2 separate regions of the Mus musculus genome follow, and region 1 is linked to region 2. The links are chromatin loops, found by intact Hi-C in ENCODE. Cell type or tissue: left cerebral cortex. All regions are shown on one strand. Each heading gives the region's core, and the rest is flanking DNA. Links, peaks and the distances in the headings are about the cores only.

What was found. A loop is a pair of places that touch in the nucleus more often than their neighbours do. Peaks named below come from ENCODE experiments on the same cell type or tissue, not always from the same donor. Only the 100,000 strongest peaks of a DNase experiment are listed, where the experiment ranks them.
Region 1: it touches region 2 in a loop (4-fold over the local background); 2 of 42 quality-filtered maps call a loop at or near these places.

What each region holds. Positions count from the first base shown.
Region 1 is chr1:47,483,762-47,486,693 of GRCm38, reverse strand. No RefSeq gene overlaps it. Among named protein-coding and RNA genes, the nearest start is that of Mir6350, 18 kb to the right of the region's middle. In left cerebral cortex, for the core only: no CTCF peak of the experiment used is centred there; DNase peaks (open chromatin) are centred at 433 and 1,090; H3K27ac peaks cover 641 bases.
Region 2 is chr1:47,284,209-47,287,140 of GRCm38, reverse strand. It overlaps Gm39638 (a long non-coding RNA gene), which reads right to left. Exons shown (of 4, transcript XR_865414.3): 3 at 1,715-1,861. Among named protein-coding and RNA genes, the nearest start is that of Gm39638, 34 kb to the right of the region's middle. In left cerebral cortex, for the core only: no CTCF peak of the experiment used is centred there; a DNase peak (open chromatin) is centred at 1,270.

The DNA of each region.
Region 1 (2,932 bases), core at 153-2,652, 200 kb before region 2:
CAGGTATAAATTATGATGGATGATGTCATAGCACTTGCTACATGCATTTTAGCAACTCTCCTTTAGGCACTTAGCAATCCAATAATTGGGTATTTGGGGGGCTGTTCTTATATATTTGGCTGGTTTGTTTGTTTTGCTTTGTTTTGTTCATCCCTAGTTACCAGCCTGGAGCAATAACAACTGATTTGGGGTGAGCAGGTGAGAATCCATGTTAATTTCCTGAAGGAAGCCATCCAACATTCTTTAGTATGAAAGTAGAAAAAAATGGAAATGTAAATTTTTTCCCAACTACTAACTTCAGTCTACTGCTATATGACATTAATGCCTCTCTTTGGATGACTGCCAAATTTCATCTAAAAAGTATTGTAGCACTTGGACAACTTGTTCACATTTCTGCTGTTACCAACTATATATATATAACTACTCCCACCTATAGTTACTCATACCTAAAAGTCTTCTCTTCTCTGTAGGAAGAGAAGTGCCACATGAAAGCCATGGATAGCTCCTGCACAGGAGGCCCACACATCACTGCTGTTGCTATATTTCTAGTGACCCCCTTTGAAATTCCAGCATATAGTGTAAATTATCAAGAGCAAGATTAATATGCAGCAGGAAGAAGCCTTTGTCATGACTGACAAAAACATTTGAGGACAAAGAAAACAAACATTGCTCTTATTGAGAATGTAGCAAAGACATGATTATCAATATGAAAACCCACATAGGTACAAGGTTGCACTATACTCCTTAAACATACAATAGACCGGAAAGAATGGAAAACGCACACAAACACTGCCCAGTGCTATACACCATAAGCTCCATGAAGGCCTGGAGTAACAGAATGATTACAGATCATGTGGGAACTATACCACTTACAGGGCCTTTGTGTCATTGACCAACACACCAAGACCATGGTTCCAAAGATATATATAGCCAAGGAGGGAAAATCACATCAGTGTTTTCTACTAATGTACACCTTACATGCTTTTTAAAATTCACAGGTGATAGCAAAGAGATTTGGAGTAAGGTAGGTACAGAATGGGAAATAGGTGTTTATGCTAAAGGGCACATGTATGCTTTCTTTTGTTGTATGTCTCTGGATGCCAACAGAACAGGCTGGAAACTGAAACACTCACTAGAATATCTCAGTAAGCAATTTCCCCACATAAATGAATGAGAGAACACTTGTCAACTTCTGAGTTGCCTTGATTCATTCCCTAAATGAGATGTAGACTGGAAATGTTAGTGTTTGGGGAAGATTAATTACATTATGTGATGGGTCATTTATCTTGTAGCACTTATTGACCTTCATACACCAAATAATTGCTAAAAATATTCAATAGCTTCTATAACAGCCATCAGACAACACACATACACATTTGTCAATGGAGTTTATACTTAAAAATTATGACCCCACACATTATTTTCTCAGCTTTTATAAGTCTAACTAAACTGATAAATATATATTGGACAATCCAGGTTTGTTAATTCTTTCTTCTCTGAACCACCGCTATTCTTTTCAGTCCATACTGCTCTGTACAGAGTATTTGGTGTATATTACCCTAGATATTTCCCTCTTTTTAACACACACTAGTCCACTTTCTACCCCCAATTATCCTGTCCCTGGTATCTGTAACATTCATTCTACCAGAAAATACAAATTATCATTTTATTTAACTTTTCCACAGCATTTAACACCATTCTCCCATTCTATGTCCTTAAAGCTTAATTTTTTTGTCCATGTCCATAACAACTCATTCTTGGAACAAGCCATCATATCTCCTACTATCTAAATTCAAAATCTGTCTGGATCTGAAGTGCTTTTATATTCTTTATCTAATGGTTTTTGTTTGGGCACCTTAATCTATGATTTTTGTTAATATCACACTCATAGTCATATTACACAAATCAGTTAAATGGAAAAACCTTTTCATATGTTTGGCCTACTAAAATAATACTTAATTTTCAATTATTCCTATAACCCTTGTAATAGTTGTAAACCTTGTTTAGACAAATGGCCTGTATTTAATAAAACATGAAGAAATACAAATTCAAAACAATTTTTCTACTTGGAGTAGAAAAATGAAGATATTTTCATCTATATGGTTTCACATTGAACTAAAACTGTTATATCATTTCTCAGTTCAGGTCCATCTGTGGTTTTGAGACAGGGTCTCTCACTGGCCTAGACCTCACCAAGCAAGCTCTGGGAATTCACTTGTTTTTCCCTTCTCAGTGCTAGGATTGCAGTGCTATGCCAACACACCCAGCTTCTGTCCATGAGTTCTGGGGACTGAAAGCAGGTCCTTATGCCTACATGGCAAGCACTTTACCCATTAAGCTACCACCCACCAATAAAAACAACAGAAGCAAAAGGATAATGATTGGAAAGGAAAAAAGAATTGGTATCATTCAGTAGTCATATGTAGTAAGACATACACACAGAAAACTATACTCTATCTAGAATTCAGTTTCAAAGTTTTTATTCAGTCTTCTTACTTTACAAAGCAAAATTTTGCTGCTTTTATGCCTGTGAGCTCATATGAGCCCTACTTAGTTGATTCTCCTGGTGTCCTCCATTCTCTCTGACTCTTACAATCTTTCTGACCACTCCTCATCTGTGGAAGTCCCACAACAATGAGGAATTTGTCTGAAGCAGCAAGTGCAGGGCCTTCTTGGGTCAGTACCAGGTCCTCTGCACATATATTACAACTTTTAACTTAGTATTTTCATGGGACTCCTGACTGAGAGAACAAATGGGTCCCTAGTTCTTGGGCACAAGATTCTTGGGACTCTTTTCCTCTTCTTGGGTTGCTATGTCCAACTTCAATATAAAAGTTTTTGCTTTGTCTTATTATATTTAATTTGTCTTGTTTGACTATTATCTTCTAGAAGTCTGTTCTTTTCTAATAAGAGATAAGAAAAGTGTGAATCT
Region 2 (2,932 bases), core at 222-2,721:
TAGCAGTGCTTCTAGTACTTGTTTTTAAAAGTATTATTCACAAGTCTTGGAAATGTCCTTGCAGTTAAGACTGTATATTGTGGCTATAGAGAACCAGATTTTGCATTCCAGTACCTTCAAAAAGTGTCTCACGGTGCCAAGGGAGCAAAGCTCTCAGCTTGCCTTCTTGGGCACTTGCATCAACGTGCATATATCAACGTAGTAGCATATATAAGCATAATTTAAATGGCATAAATAAATACTTAAAATTGTTGTATGACAGAATCTCACTGTTATCCTATATTGGCTTGATGTACATGTTAATGTCTAGGCTGCTTCTTATTCTTGGTGATTTTTTCTGCCTCATACTCTTCAGTGTTGGCATTAACAGTTATAAGCCCTGTGACCAGCTCAGCTTCTGTGAATTAAATTTTTAGTTTGTGTACAAAATAGTGGACTTCATTATAACATGTTAATCCACACATGTCATTTTATTGAGTTAATTTTAACCCCCACTAGCTTTCCTTACTGTTATACTCATCCCTCTCTGGTCCCCTTCCTCTCCTCAATATTTCTGCTACTTTTATACTCTGTGTGTGTGTGTGTGTGTGTGTGTGTGTGTACATAGATAGATATAGATAGTCACATAGACACATAGATGATAGACAGATAGATAAATGATAGATAGGTAGATAGATGATAGATAGATGGTATACATAAATACTTAGAAATATGATAGATTTGACATGACAGAGAACTTAACAACATCTTACTTATTTATTCCTCTTTTTCCTTGCTTCCCTGAGACCTTGACACTATTCTTATAGAATTTACATTCTGGCTGTGGAAAATTAAATACAAAAAAATAATTAATAACTCAACAGAGAATAGCCAAAGATACAATAGAAAAGAAATCTACCCAAGCAGCTATGTCCCCAATTTTATGGGTTTCAAGATTTTGACTATGGGGTGTTTTGCAAACTCAATGTTCACCCCTGGGATGACCCTTGATGTTTGCCAGAAGAGTGACACCCGCTGAACAATGCCAAAATTATTCAATGACAATAAATTGTCACAACGAAGCATGCCAAGTTAATCATGAAGAAACAAACTGTGTTGGGGTGATTTAGAGTTTACAGCTGGGCAGAGAATCCAAAAGCTTATAGGGGTTATCAGATGTAGACTCCAGCCTTCAGAGCCTCTTCAGTACCAACCAGTTGGCTAACCAATTATTACAGCATCTGTTGGAAAGAGCATAGTCCTTGGGATTACAGAGATGCCAGGAGAGGGATTTGTTCTGCCAGGAATCGCTCAGCCCCACCACTGTTCTTCTGTTGCCAGTCCATTTTTAACATAGTTTAAATTTTAAGTAATAACAGCACTTTTCACAGTTTCTATAAGGATGTACTTTTGTGTATGTGAATAGCAGCTAAGATATGGAAGCATATGATAACTTTAGAATTGTTATGACTGTTTTTATCTTTCTAACTCTAAATAGCATACTGTTACATGTCAAATATGATCCTTTCTCATTGCACAGTATCACTGATTTATACACAAATTCCTAGTCCCTAAAATCCAGCTCAGCTCACCCTTAGTGCATCAACCCGGTCAATTCCAAAGTTTATTTATATGCTTATTATGCATATGAGTATAAATTAAGTAAAACAAAGTCTTGAAATTAAAAACCGAAATACGAAATTTACAAATTCATTACTTTTTGTGTTCAAAATACCTTGTTATGTCTTTGTTGTTGTCTTTCATCCAACAAGTTCTTCATAGTGTGTGTCCTTGGGGACATATTCCTGGGAGTGATTCATAAGAAAAAAAAACTATTTTGCAAGAGTTGCATTCTGTGAATGTTGAAAGATGAGGCGGGTGCCTGGATGCATTAAAAGGAAGCAAAATTATGTTCCGATTATATGAGAAAACATTGCCGTTTTTATTTTCCTGTAGTATAAATCAGGGTATGGATTAATTCATTCATATAATTCTATTTGCAGCTCTTTTACCTTTATTCATGGCTATAACTTATTTTATGGGAACAAGCACATTGCAAGTCAGTATAAAACGTCTTTTGAACACGGGTAGAAGGTCATAGATGATATATGGCCCTGTGGACACTGAGAACACTCAGAATTCTGCCACGATTTAAAAAATAAAAAAAAAAAAAAAAAACAGATGCCTCAACACTTTTACATTATAAACACCAGGAAGAATTTTAGACAATGGACTCTTGATTGCCAAGCTGCTGAAGCCTGTTATTTCGTCTCTGCAGCATAATTGGTCTGCTGGCATTACATCCACATTACTTGGAGATGAAAATAAAATTATAAAGGGCCATGGAAAGCCTGCAATGGCCACCTTTAAGTTTACTATTCTCCTTAACTGTGTAGAGTCTATAAAGTATGCATTAATTCAAATTTAATAGCTTTTATCAATCCATCTTTCTTCTCCCAAGGTAGCCAATGCTTAATTGAAGGGATTTCCATGATGCAGCTTGAAAATTTGCATTCTTCCTTTTTCGGTTGTTTGTTTCTTAAACAACATTTATTAGATAAATCAGGAAAAACAGTAAGCTGTTTTTCCCATGTTTTGATAAGCCAGTTCTTTCATTCTGAAGCGATCAGGCTCTCAGTGACAAAATATTACTATTATAATGCTTCTTAAAGATTAATCTTATGAAAATTTTTTATTTCTGAAACAATTTGTTCTATTTCTCATCGGTTTTCAAGACATGGAATTTTTATTTAATTCAAAGAAAAGTGGTTTAATTTTAAGACTCTACATCTAGATTTTTTTTAACAAAAAAAAAAAAAATCTTAGAAACATTGACAAGGATAGTAATTACCACATTTACCAAACTTGCTGCTTTCTACCTCCTGTCAAGCTACTAAAGTTTGCAACAGCAATTACAAAGTGACAAACGTGAAATAAAACAAGTTGGTAGCCT